2 separate regions of the Homo sapiens genome follow, and region 2 is linked to region 1. Evidence: chromatin contacts called from ENCODE Hi-C or POLR2A ChIA-PET data. All regions are on one chromosome and are shown on one strand. Each heading gives the region's core, a stretch centred on a gene start or an enhancer-like site at or near the end of the contact. The rest is flanking DNA. Distances are from core to core; before and after follow the strand shown.

The links. Hi-C counts contacts between places; a loop is a spot of excess contacts on that map. ChIA-PET counts read pairs that join two places held with the same protein, here RNA polymerase II (POLR2A). Pooled maps may share reads with other maps.
Region 2: a pooled map shows a loop between it and region 1 (12-fold over the local background). The contact joins the promoter of RAB10 here to the enhancer-like site in region 1. A Hi-C loop is called at or near these places in 1 of 37 single-sample maps with no recorded cell type and 6 of 50 pooled maps. POLR2A ChIA-PET finds 5 or more read pairs at or near these places in 1 of 52 experiments (GM10248).

What each region holds. Positions count from the first base shown.
Region 1 is chr2:25,213,681-25,219,409 of GRCh38, reverse strand. No RefSeq gene overlaps it. Among named protein-coding and RNA genes, the nearest start is that of LINC01381, 12 kb to the right of the region's middle. RefSeq lists an enhancer at 2,499-3,016 and a silencer at 3,110-3,449. Within about 2 kb of position 3,254, at least 23 of the 41 ENCODE cell types and tissues checked have a DNase peak (open chromatin) inside an H3K27ac peak, as active enhancers do.
Region 2 is chr2:26,030,749-26,036,477 of GRCh38, reverse strand. It overlaps RAB10 (RAB10, member RAS oncogene family), which reads right to left and starts at 2,394. Exons shown (of 6, transcript NM_016131.5): 1 at 1,743-2,394. The coding sequence starts at 1,869. LOC124907743 (a long non-coding RNA gene) reads left to right here and starts at 2,729. Exons shown (of 2, transcript XR_007086249.1): 1 at 2,729-2,800; 2 at 3,817-4,067. RefSeq lists an enhancer at 2,139-2,188 and a silencer at 2,499-2,728.

The DNA of each region.
Region 1 (5,729 bases), core at 2,005-4,504:
GAGGCTCTGACCACCCAGGGGCTTGGCCCAGTGGGTCCACTGCATTGCTCTGGTGCCCGGTCTAGGGGCTTCCAGGAGAACCAGGCAGTGGCACAGGAAGGTTGGGCTTGGGGTAACCTCAGCTATGGTGTCCCAGACCCTTGTGCTGGTCCAAGTTCCCAAGAGAGGCCCATCCCTGCCTCACATTTGAACCCCTTCACTTCAGTTTTCTGTTGCAGCTCTTTGTGTCTTTTGTGGCTCTTATCACAATTGCTAATCATTTTGTTTACTTATTTATTGTGTCTCCCTCACTAGAACGGAAATCCAAGAGGGCAGAAACTGACTATGTTGTCCTCCATTGTACCGCTGGAAGCTCACTATCTGTTTGTTGAGTGAATCGGTAATCGCACCTGCAGAGATCTCCAGAACAGGGGCTCTCACTGTCTTAGAAGCCTCTTTTACTGGGCAGACCATGGTTTAGGGAGTTTTTGACAATGTCTGGGACCTCTTAAGTTAGTCCCAACTCAGCTGCCGAAACACCTAGGTTACGTCCACAGTGTCCAAGGGCAAGGAGAAGGGAAGCAGCATTTGTTTTTTGTTTGGTTTTGTTGTTGTTGTTCTTGTTTTTTTTTTTTTGTTTTTTTTTTTGAGACAGGGTCTCTCTCTGTCACCCAGGCTGGAGTGCAGTGGTACGATCAGGGCTTACCACAGCCTCGACCTCCCGGGCTCAGGTGATCCTCCCACTTCAGCTTCCTAAGTAGCTGGGACTACAGGTACATGAGAGCCCACCCAGCTGATTTTTGTATTTTTTGTAGAGACAGGGTCCCACTATGTTGCACAGGCTGGTCTCTGACTCCTGGGCTCAAGTAATCTGCCTGCCTTGGTCTCCCAAAGTGCTGAGATTCCAGGCGTGAGCCACTGCGCCCAGCCATCTTTGTTACTGAGTGTCCACTATGTCTGAGGAATTTGCTCCTGCAGCTGCAAACATGACTGAACTTCCTGTGAGCCCCGGCTTGAGTCCTTTACATGAATTACTTCATATAATTCTCATGCAAAGGCCTCAGGTAATTACGCCTATTTTACAGATGGGAAAATTGAGGTTCATTAAGATTACACAACTTGCCAGGGAGAAGGGCTGAGGTGCTGTTCCAACATCCCAGCCCACCAGGCTGTTTCCACTCTCCACACTTCCTCAAAGCAAGCATCTGCCCAAGGGGAGGGTCGCCTGGGCTCTCAGAGCAACCTCTACATTGAAAAGAATGAATCAAGGGCTTAAAAAAAAAAAACAAACTGATATAACAGGACCTTTTTCTCCTAGGCCTAAAATTATATTAACTGCACCAAATTTTAAAATAACCAAAAAAAGGAAAAAGTAAAAATTATTCATAATCCCACCTTCCTGAGATAATCACCTTTGGAATGTTTCTTTTTTCTTTTGTATTAGATACATATACTTTACTAACTTAAAACCACATTGTTCACTAATACCCTGTTTTTTAATAATTACTAGCATTTACTGCCACTTTGTGCCAGATATTTTTCTGTGAACATTTTATTGTGAACATTTTCCCACATCACTAAATATTCTTGGAAAATATCACTTATGTATGTATTTATTTATTATTTAGAGATGGGGTCTTACTCTGTCACCCAGACAGGACTGCAGCAACATGATCACAGCTCACTAAAGCCTGGAACTCCTAGGCTCAAGTGATCCTCCCACATCTGCCTCCCAAGTAGCTGGGACTACAGGGATGCCATACGCCTAGTTAATTTTTTTTTTTTTTTTTTTTTTTTTTTTTTGTAGCGATGGTGTTTCACTGTGTTACCTAGGCTGTTCCCAGAAAACACCTTTTTTTTTTTTTTTTTTTTTTGAGTCAGAATCTCACTCTTGTCGCCCAGGCTGGAGTGCAATGGCTCGATCTCGGCTCGCTGCAACCTCCGCCTGCCGGGTTCAAGCGATTCTCCTACTTCAGCCTCCTGAGTAGCTGGGATTACAGCCGTCGGCCACCATGCCCAACTAATTTTTGTATTTTTAGTTGAGACGGAGTTTCACCATGTTAGCCAGGCTGGTCTCGAACTCCTGACCTCAAGTGATCCACTCGCCTTGGCCTCCCAAAGTGCTAGGATTACAGGCGTGAGCCACCATGCCCGGCCGAAAACACCATTTTTTAATGACTGCATACTACTTCACCCAGAAATATTCCATGATTTATTTAATCCATTTCCTTATCCTGGACAGTTCCAGTATTACCTTTTCCTTGGAAGGTGCAATTATCTTTTTTTTTTCTATTTATTATTTATTTACTTATTTAGAAACGGTCTTTCTCTGTCGCCCAGGCTGGAGTGCAGTGGCGCGATCTCGGCTCATTGCAGTCTCCACCTCCCAGGCTCAGGCGATCCTCCCGCCTAAGCCTCCTTAGTAGCTGGGACCACAGATGCGCGTCACCACGCCCGGGTAATTAAAAAATTTTTTAAAAAATAGGCCGGGCGCGGTGGCTCATGCCTGTAATCCCATCACTTTGGGAGGCCGAGGCGGGCGGATGACCTGAGGTCGGGAGTTCGAGATGAGCCTGACCAACATGGAGAAACCCCGTCTCTACTAAAAATACAAAATTAGTTGGGCATTGTGGCGCATGCCTGTAATCCCAGCTACTCAGGAGGCTGAGGCAGGAGAATCGCTTGAATCTGGGAGGCGGAGGTTGCGGTGAGCCGAGATCGCGCCATTGCACCGCAGCCTGGGCAACAAGATTGAAACTCCGTCTCAAAAAAAATACAAAATAAAAATAAATAAAGATAAAAATTTATTTTAAGAGATGGAGGTCTCCATGTTGGTCAGGCTGGTCTCGAACTCCCAGGCTCAAGCCATCCTCCCTCCTCGTCCTCCAAAAGTGCTGGGATTACAGGCGCGAGCCACCGCGCCCGCCGGCGCAATTATCACCGATGCTGCATTGAGTGAGCATTATAGCGTGTTCCTTCACTCATCGAAATACCTTTACATACATTTTTGTAAAAAACAAAAACGACCCCGCCCCGCAGACTCAGGAGAAAAGCAGCCAGGAGCGGTGGGTGGGAGGGTGCTGCGAGCTGGGGCTCCGCAGCGTAGCTGGGTGCGGGTCCTGAACCGGCGCAGGGGCCTTTCGACGGGCGCCGGGCACTCCGGCTGGCGGCGCGCTGGGCCTGGGGCCCGCAGGTCCCAGGCGCCCCGCCCCAACGCATGCGCGCGCACTGCCCTTCCCGAGCCGGGCCCCCCGAGCGCGTGGCCGCGGTTTCCTCCCCAGCTGCCCGCGGGGGCTTCCGGGGGTACAGGAAGGTCCCGCCCCGCTCGGGCGGGGCCAGCGCACCGACGTGGCGCCCTCCGCGGCTCTGCTCGCCGGGGTGGCGCGGTGACCTGCACACCCCCCTGCCTGCAAGCTGCGCGCGGTCGAGCCGGGCCGTTCTGCTGGGCGCCCGGACCTTGTCGTTTTTTAGGATAAATGCCTCGGGCGTATTTCGGGTCGAGGGCTCGGGTCCCATATTACTAAATTTGCCCCAGAAAGGCTGAGCGCCCCCCTCCGTGCCGAGCCAGAGGGCGACTGCTGGAAGGGCTCACCTTTACCTGGAGTCCCTTGGGTGTCTCTTGGCGTTCTCAGAGGAAGAACTTTTGGATGAAGTCGCGTGTGTTGGTGGGGATGGGACTCGGGTGGTCGCCAGGAGCAGGAGTCTAGTGATGAGGGGTCCCAGAGGGTTTGGGTGGCAACCTCCGGTAACCTTTGGCGCTAGGAAGTTTTTGTTGTTGTTGAACTACTGTAGTAGGAGCGTAATCAATAAGTAGTAGGAGCATAATCAATGCTGTATATGCTGGTGTTGGTGGTGGTGCTGGGTTGGGATGTATACAGGGTCATCCTGGCCCACAGCCTCCTCCCAGGGCAGACTGAAGCTGCAAGGGCCTATTATTTGTGCATTTTTCTCCATGTAAGTCCTCAGCACTGCATCTCTAGCTTCACTGAGTTAGAGGGGCCTGGAGGAGCCTCCCCTGGGTTTGCAGCCTCAAGGGGCTCTGGTAGGATCCCTCGCTGGAGGTGGAGAAGCGGATATGAGAATAGGAGGGATTGTACACCCTGCCTTGCTGCCGAGGAGGGGCGTTTCCTTCTCTTCTTGGGTAGGCTTGGCAAAGATCAAGGTCATTTTTGGCTGTGCTGGGGAGGAGGGCAGGCGGTGGGTCACCCTTTTTGAGTGCTCAAGGCGTTAATAGGTCTCCAGAAGAAGCAGGCCTCCTGCTCTGAGCCAGATTCCACCGTTCCCCTCCTGAATCAAATCCGTGGCCAGCCTGGGTGGGAAGCAGGGTGGGCTGCTGTCCTTGCGGACCAGGCTGTGAGGCTGCTGTGTCCAGACAGGGGGTTGGCCTCATTTCCTGCAGTTCTGAGGAGCTAGTGACACCTGCGGACCTGGATGAAGTCCATCTGGGCTCCTTGAACCCATTAAGGATGGCTAATGAAGAGAGCCCTGGGCTCACCTGCACTTAACTGGCTCTGTGATTCCCCCTTAATGGGCCAGTCACTTGACCTCTCTGAGTTGTGGTGTATTCACCTGCAGTGGGTGAACATTCTGCCTTAACCAACTTCTCAAAGAGTGGCTGTGGGAAGGCACATAAGGCAGTGCTTATAGAAGGCCCTGGTGCGGCCGGGCGCAGTGTAATCCAAACACTTGGAGGCTGAGGCACGTGGGTCACTTGAGGTCAGGAGTTCGAGACCAGCCTGGCCAACATGGTGAAACCCCGTCTCTGCTAAAAATACAAAAAATTAGTAGAGCATGGTGGCGCACAACTGTAATCCGATTTACTCAGGAGGCTGAGACAGCAGAATCGCTTGAACCTGGGAGGCAGAGGTTGCAGTGAGCCGAGATCGCACCACTGCACTCCAGCCTGGGCAACAGAGTGAGGCTCTGTCTAAAAAAAAAGAAGAAGAAGCCGCTGGTAGCTGAGAGCCTACTCCAGTGGCCAATCTGTCCTCTCTCAGGGACTGGCCTCCCCTAGATTATGAATGCGAGGCCAGAGACTTAGAAATTATTTCTCTTTGTCTCCCTCTGTACATGTTCTTACCTAATTACTCATCACACTTGTCCACTGAATTTAAAAAATTAGAAATTAAAGAAAGGCATAAAGAAGAAAATAAAATACTGAACCACCTGGTGGCTACATGAGTATGTTATCGAAACTCAACTAATATAGGTACAGATTATTGTATGCAAAGTATAGGTCAATAAAATTTTTATTTTAAAAGTTTATTTTAAAAATCCCACCACTACTGACATTTTAGAATATTTACTTCTCAATTTTGTTTTTTTTGGGGGTTTGGAGTCTCCCTCTGTCGCCCAGGCTGGAATGTAGTGGCACGATCTTGGCTCACTGCAACCTCCACCTCCCAGGTTCAAGCAATTCTCCTGCCTCAGCCTCCCGAGTAGCTGGGATTACAGGCGCACGCTACCACACCCGGCTAACTTTTTGTATTTTTAGTAGAGATGGGAGTTTCACCATGTTGGTCAGGCTGGTCTCAAACTCCTGACCTGAGGTGATCTGCCTGCCTTCGCCTCCCAAAGTGCTGGGATTACAGGCGTGAGCCACCGCGCCCGGCCTACTTCTTGATTTCTTATATATAGCATACATTATATTATAGATACATGGGTAAATATATATGTGTATATACATATAAATGTATATGTCTATAAATGTAACATTTATATAGAAGGTAAATGTATATACAATGTAGATG
Region 2 (5,729 bases), core at 1,145-3,644, 820 kb before region 1:
CATATTGGCCAAACTGGTCTTGACCTCCCGACCTTGTGATCCGCCCGCCAAGGCCTCCCAAAGTGCTGGGATTACAGGCATGAGCCACCGCGCCCGGCCCAGACTTCATTTTAGGTATCATCTCCACGTAAGCCTACTCAAACTCCTCACGATTTAGACTAGCCACTCTTCCTCCCTGTGCTTACTATTGTAGCATCTTCCACACTATTATGATTATCTCACCGGAATGCTCCTCAAGGGGTCTGTTGTGTTCATCATTTATTCCCAGTGCCTAAAAACAGTGCCCAGCATTAGGTGCTCAATAAATATTTGCTGACCCATCTGATCACCTAACCCTAGCCAGCTACAGCTAAAAGTGGAGTGTTAAAAGCAAACAGTGCTAGGGAAGTGCTAGCGCTAAGTGCTAGTATTCTCTAACCCACAAGTTAGAGAACAAGCTCTAAGTTTCATGAAATTTATGACAGACCAAGAAAACAGTATGATACTCTGGAAATAAGGATTATGATAATTTGCCTCCCAAAAAAGGTAAGCAAAATAAAAATCTATTTAAAAAATCACTTGTCCAATTTAATTTCAGTATAATTTCTTTTGTGAGAATGAAGCAGGTATTTGTCACAAAAGAAAACCCAAACCAAATATTTCAGTTACGCTATACAAACTGTTTCAAATCAGCTTAATTTTGACAATTCCCAGAGTTCAAAGACGACTGCCGTTGCTTTTTAAAAGCCTCTCAATATAAAAGTACATTTAAAAATGGGTTCAACTGCACCGCCACAATGCTGAGAGCCATGTGTCTTTTAAGAAATTTATTGCGGAGCGGATGGGTTTCACAATTAATATAGCACAATTAGCGTCAATGCCACTTAAATTTTCTAACCAGATTCAAAAGGGACTTTCCTAGAGCCTTCCCTTTTCCTTTCCTAAACGGGAAATTCGATTAAAAAGGTCACTCTTTAGCTCTTACTTCCACACTAAGTAATTCTGAAACATGGTGAAAGTGCATTATAAGTCCATAGGGCTATGACTGGCAAAATACTTTCCTGTAAATACTAGAGTCAAATAAAATAGAAGAGAGAGCTTGACTTCACTCCGTTGGGTTTGAGGACAGAAACTGATCATCTCCCTCAGATTACTGCTTCTGTTGATGTCTCGAAAAGCACTGAGGCAAATATGCCAGAGTCCCACCCCAAGCGCGAAGAGCCTCCGATTGTTTGACACATCAATGGATTAGTGAATGAGGGCAACTCACTCTTCCCTTCTAATTTACCTTAATTATTCTTCTCAGAAACCCTCAAGTTTACTCTAAGTTATCACCATATGGAATCTTTTCTTTGCCCCAAAGTATAAATTCAGGCCTTTCCCAAATAGCTAGTACTGCTTCAATCGCAACCACTGAAATAAATACCTTAAAAATATCACACATCTACTAATTCCACGCAAATGTGGAAAAAGCCAGTCCAGTCGCCTGAAGAAATAAGGTTCTGGAACATGGTTAAATGATGCATATTTTGTAACAGAAGGCACTGAGCATAGTGGGAGACTCGAAAGCAAAAGACCGGATGGAAATCATGGGAAGACCCCGCCCCAGTAAGCTCGATGCCGATTCAAACAGTAACTTGGATGTGTCGTTTGGAATCGGAATCACTGAAACAAAGGCGTATATTACGGGAAGCAAGATGTCTGGAGTAAAATAAACGGTATGCAGCTACCGAGACCGTACACCGTCCTCCCACAGGTCTTACCTATGGTGGAAATAAAGGTAGTATTGAAGGCATCATCCGAAAAACGAAAAAGGACGCAGGTCTTCCCCACTCCGGAATCCCCGATCAGGAGCAGCTTGAAAAGCAGGTCGTACGTCTTCTTCGCCATTGGGAGGAGCGGCTCGGGCTCTCGCCGCCGGCGGCCCCAAGGGATCGGTCCCTCTCACTACGGCCAACTCCTCACTCGGGCGTTCTCAGGCCGGAGGACCGGGGAAGCGTGGGAAAAAGGCTCGAGACGGCGCGGGCGACCTACGAACAGCTTTGAGGAAGCCCCGACAGTGGCGGCGTCCAGTGCCTCCGAGGGCGGCGACCGCGGCTCCGCAGCCTCTCCCAGCCCGTCCGCCCGGTTCCGGGGAGTCGGTCGGGACAAAATGGCCTCCCCTCCCCCCTCAGGGCTTCTCGGCCGGGACGCTCCCACGGGCGAGCAAGCCTGCTCTGCCGTCGAGGAGGCGCAGCGGGCGTGAGGACAGTCTCTCTCCCGAGCGGAAACTCCCTGCTAGCACGCGGCGAGGGCAGCGAAGAAGGACCCCTAAGTCGACGAGCTCAGTTACATAGCCCCAGGAAACCGAGCCACCCCGGCCAGAGCCACCTTTTCCCCGTGCCCTCTCACGCCGGCGTGCGCGCTGCCTGAGACGCACGCAAGGGCGTACGCCCGCCCTTCCCTCACGCCCTAGCCTTGCGGTCCGCCTCTGCGCACGCGCACAAGAGGGCATGGGGGCGCGCCGAAGTGGCGAGTGGAATGCTCCTGTCTCCAAGCCTCAGTCTGAGGCTGGACCCAGAGGGGAGAAGGGAGGGGCGAGAAAGGGCGAGGCCGCGGGCGCGCTCCCTGTGGCCGCCTGATAGGGTGCGCGGCGTTACGAGCACGCCCCGGGGGAGACGCTACCTAGCGACTGCGCAGGCGCAGCGCCCCCCCTCCGACCCCCGCCTCCCGCCTCCCGCTCCCCGCTCCCCGGGACACCCTTACAGAGCCCAGCACCTCCTTCCCCTCCCGGGGTCTCCCGCTGGACTGCGCTGCGGTTTCTCTGCACAGCGCTTGTCGGGTGTGTTGAGCTGGAGGTCTTGGCGCAGCGACGGGCTTGGGTGGCCATGTGTTCCCGTGTAGGTGGAGCTCGTAAACGCGAGAAAAAGCCGCGCCCTGGGTCATTTAATAGCCTCTTTGCTAGAACGAGACGCCTCCCGGCGTGCCCCCTCTCCAGGGCCAGCCCTGACGGGGAAACATGAGCGCTCCATCCGGATTGACTTCAAGAGCAAGAGTTTGAGATGGAAAAGCTGGCCACGCCGCTCGGGTTGGGATGAGGTAATCCTCACAACCTCTTCCTGGGCGAGGAGAGGAAGGTTGAGGAACACCTGGGCGCAGGAAGAACCTCCCTGCGAAGTGGAGGGTTCTGTGCGGTGCTCAGAGAACCTGCTTCAGGCCTTTGCCGTCCTTCAGGAATCCGGGAGAACCCGAGAGCGCTCTGCAGAGGAGGTGGGGCCTCTGCCTGCCGCCAGCGTCGTACCACTGGGTTGAAAATTGAAAGGTGGTCAAGCCTACTCCCAGTCCGACACAGCCTGCTTCCTCGCATTTTCTTTTTCTTTTTTTCTTTTCTTTCTTTTTTTTTTTTTTTTTTTTGAGATGGAGTTTCGCTCGTTTCCTCGCATTTTCTTTTTCTTTTTTTCTTTTCTTTCTTTTTTTTTTTTTTTTTGAGATGGAGTTTCGCTCTTGTTGCCCAGGCTAGAGTGCAATGGCACAATCTCTGCTCACTGCAACCTCCACCACCTGGGTTCAAGTGATTCTCCTGCCTCGGCCTCCCAAGTAGCTGGGATTACAGGCATGTGCTACCACGCCCGGCTAATTTTTTGTATTTAGTAGAGACGGGGTTTCACCCTGTTAGTCAGGCTGGTGTCGAACACCTGACAGGTGACCCGCCCGCCCCGGCCTCCCAAAGTGCTGGGATTACAGGCGTTAGCCCCCGCGCCCGGGCCCTCGCATTTTCTTTGCATTTGCTTTACCTTCTGTTCTCTCTCCCCATCAGTCCTGTTTACGCCACCCTTTTTCTCTCCTACCCTTCTGTAGTTGCAGTATGCATGCTGCTGACCTTCCATTCTCAGGGACATCCATCCCTCAAAGCACACCTAGGTGTGATGGCACAGGAGTTGAACCTGGTGAGCTGGTTCAACCTGATAAAGTGGAAAACGCTGAAGTATGTGGAAAACAAGAAACAGGGATAGAGAAGTAAAAACTACATTTTCACACACACCACCCCAAGATCGCCAAATCACCAAAATGTGTATTTGATATGTAATTAAAGTTAGACTTTCAGGCAATTCCGTCTTACATTTCTGTCTTATATTTCTGTCTTACATTTTTCCTTTCTTCTCAACCACCCCTAAAGCGTCCTTACCGAAGATACTTGTCTTCACTAATACAGCTTTCTCTTCAGTTGTTTTCTCCAATTGCTCCTAGTCTTGTCACTTAAACATTTTTTTTTTTTGAGACAGACTCTCACTCTACCACCCATGCTGGAGTGCAGTGGCACAATCTCGGCTTACTGCAGCCCTTCCGGGTTCAAGTGATTCTCCTGCCTCAGCCTCCTTAGTAGCTGGGATTACAGGCGTGTGCCACCAAGCCTGGCTAATTTTTATATTTTTAGTAGAGACGGGGTTTCACCATGTTGGCCAGGCTGGTCTTGAACTCCTGACCTCAGATGATCCATCCGCCTCAGCCTCCCAAAGTGCTGGGATTACAGGTGAGAGCCACTGCGCCTGGCCTCACTTAAACCTTCTTATCCTCTATGAATCATTCTGACTGTAGTCGGGAATGCCTTATGATAATAACAATTCTAAAATAGACTAGCTATGCAAATCACAAAGTGAGTGATGGTCAGTGCAGCACAGGTGTGTCGTCAATTCAGCGTCAGAAGGAAAATCTTGTTACCTTGATTATTCCTTTCAAAATAAGTTAGATTAACTCAAGCCTCAATGTTACAAAGTATTTTAAAAGTCTTGAAAGTTTTTAAGCTGGGCACAGTGACTGAACCTGTAGTCCCAGCTATTCAGGAGGCTGAGGAGGGAGGATTGCTTGACCCCAGGAGATTGAGACCAGCCTGGACAACAGAGTGGACTCCATCTGTGAAAAAATGAAGTGTTAAAGGTTTTGTTTGTTTTTAAGACAGGGTCTTGCTTGTTTCCCACACTGGAGTGTGGAGGCCTCACTGCAACCTCAAACTCCTGGCCTCAAGCGATCCTCCCACCTTGGCTTCCTAAGGTGCTGGGATTACAGGTGTGAGCCAACAGGCCCAGCCAAGACTTTTTCCTGTAGAAGGCCTAATTTGGGCCGGGCCTAGTGGCTCTCACCTGTAATCCCAGCACTTTGGGAGACCGAGGTGGGTGGATCGTTTGAGGTCAAGAGATCGAGACCATCTTGGCCAACATGGTGAGACCCCATCTCTACTAAAAATACATTAATTAGCTGAGCATGGTGGCATGCACCTGTAGTCCCAGCTACTCAGGAGGCTGAGGCAGGAGAATTGCTTAAACCAGGGAGTCGGAGGTTGCAGTGAGCCAAGATTGCACCACTGCATTCTAGCCTGGTGACAGAGCAAGACTCCATCTCAAAAAAAAAAGCCTAATTTGGAGAGTAATACCACTACGTAAATTTTGGGGATAATGGACAGTTGAAAAATCTGAAAAACCCAACACAAATGATAAATGTTTGAGGTGATGGGTAACCTCATTTGTAATGATTTGATCATTACACACAGTATGCATGTATCAAAAATCACATGTACTTCCATTAATATGTACAAATATAAGTAAAAAAGATTTTTTCACTTTATTTTTTATCCTGTAACCAACAATTTTATCACTTAGAAACCTTTCCCCATGAACTCATATTCTGAAACTTTAGGAATTATTACATTTATTAACAAATTATCGATCATAGACTTTTTTTTTTTTGAGATAGAATCTCACTCTTTCACCCAGACT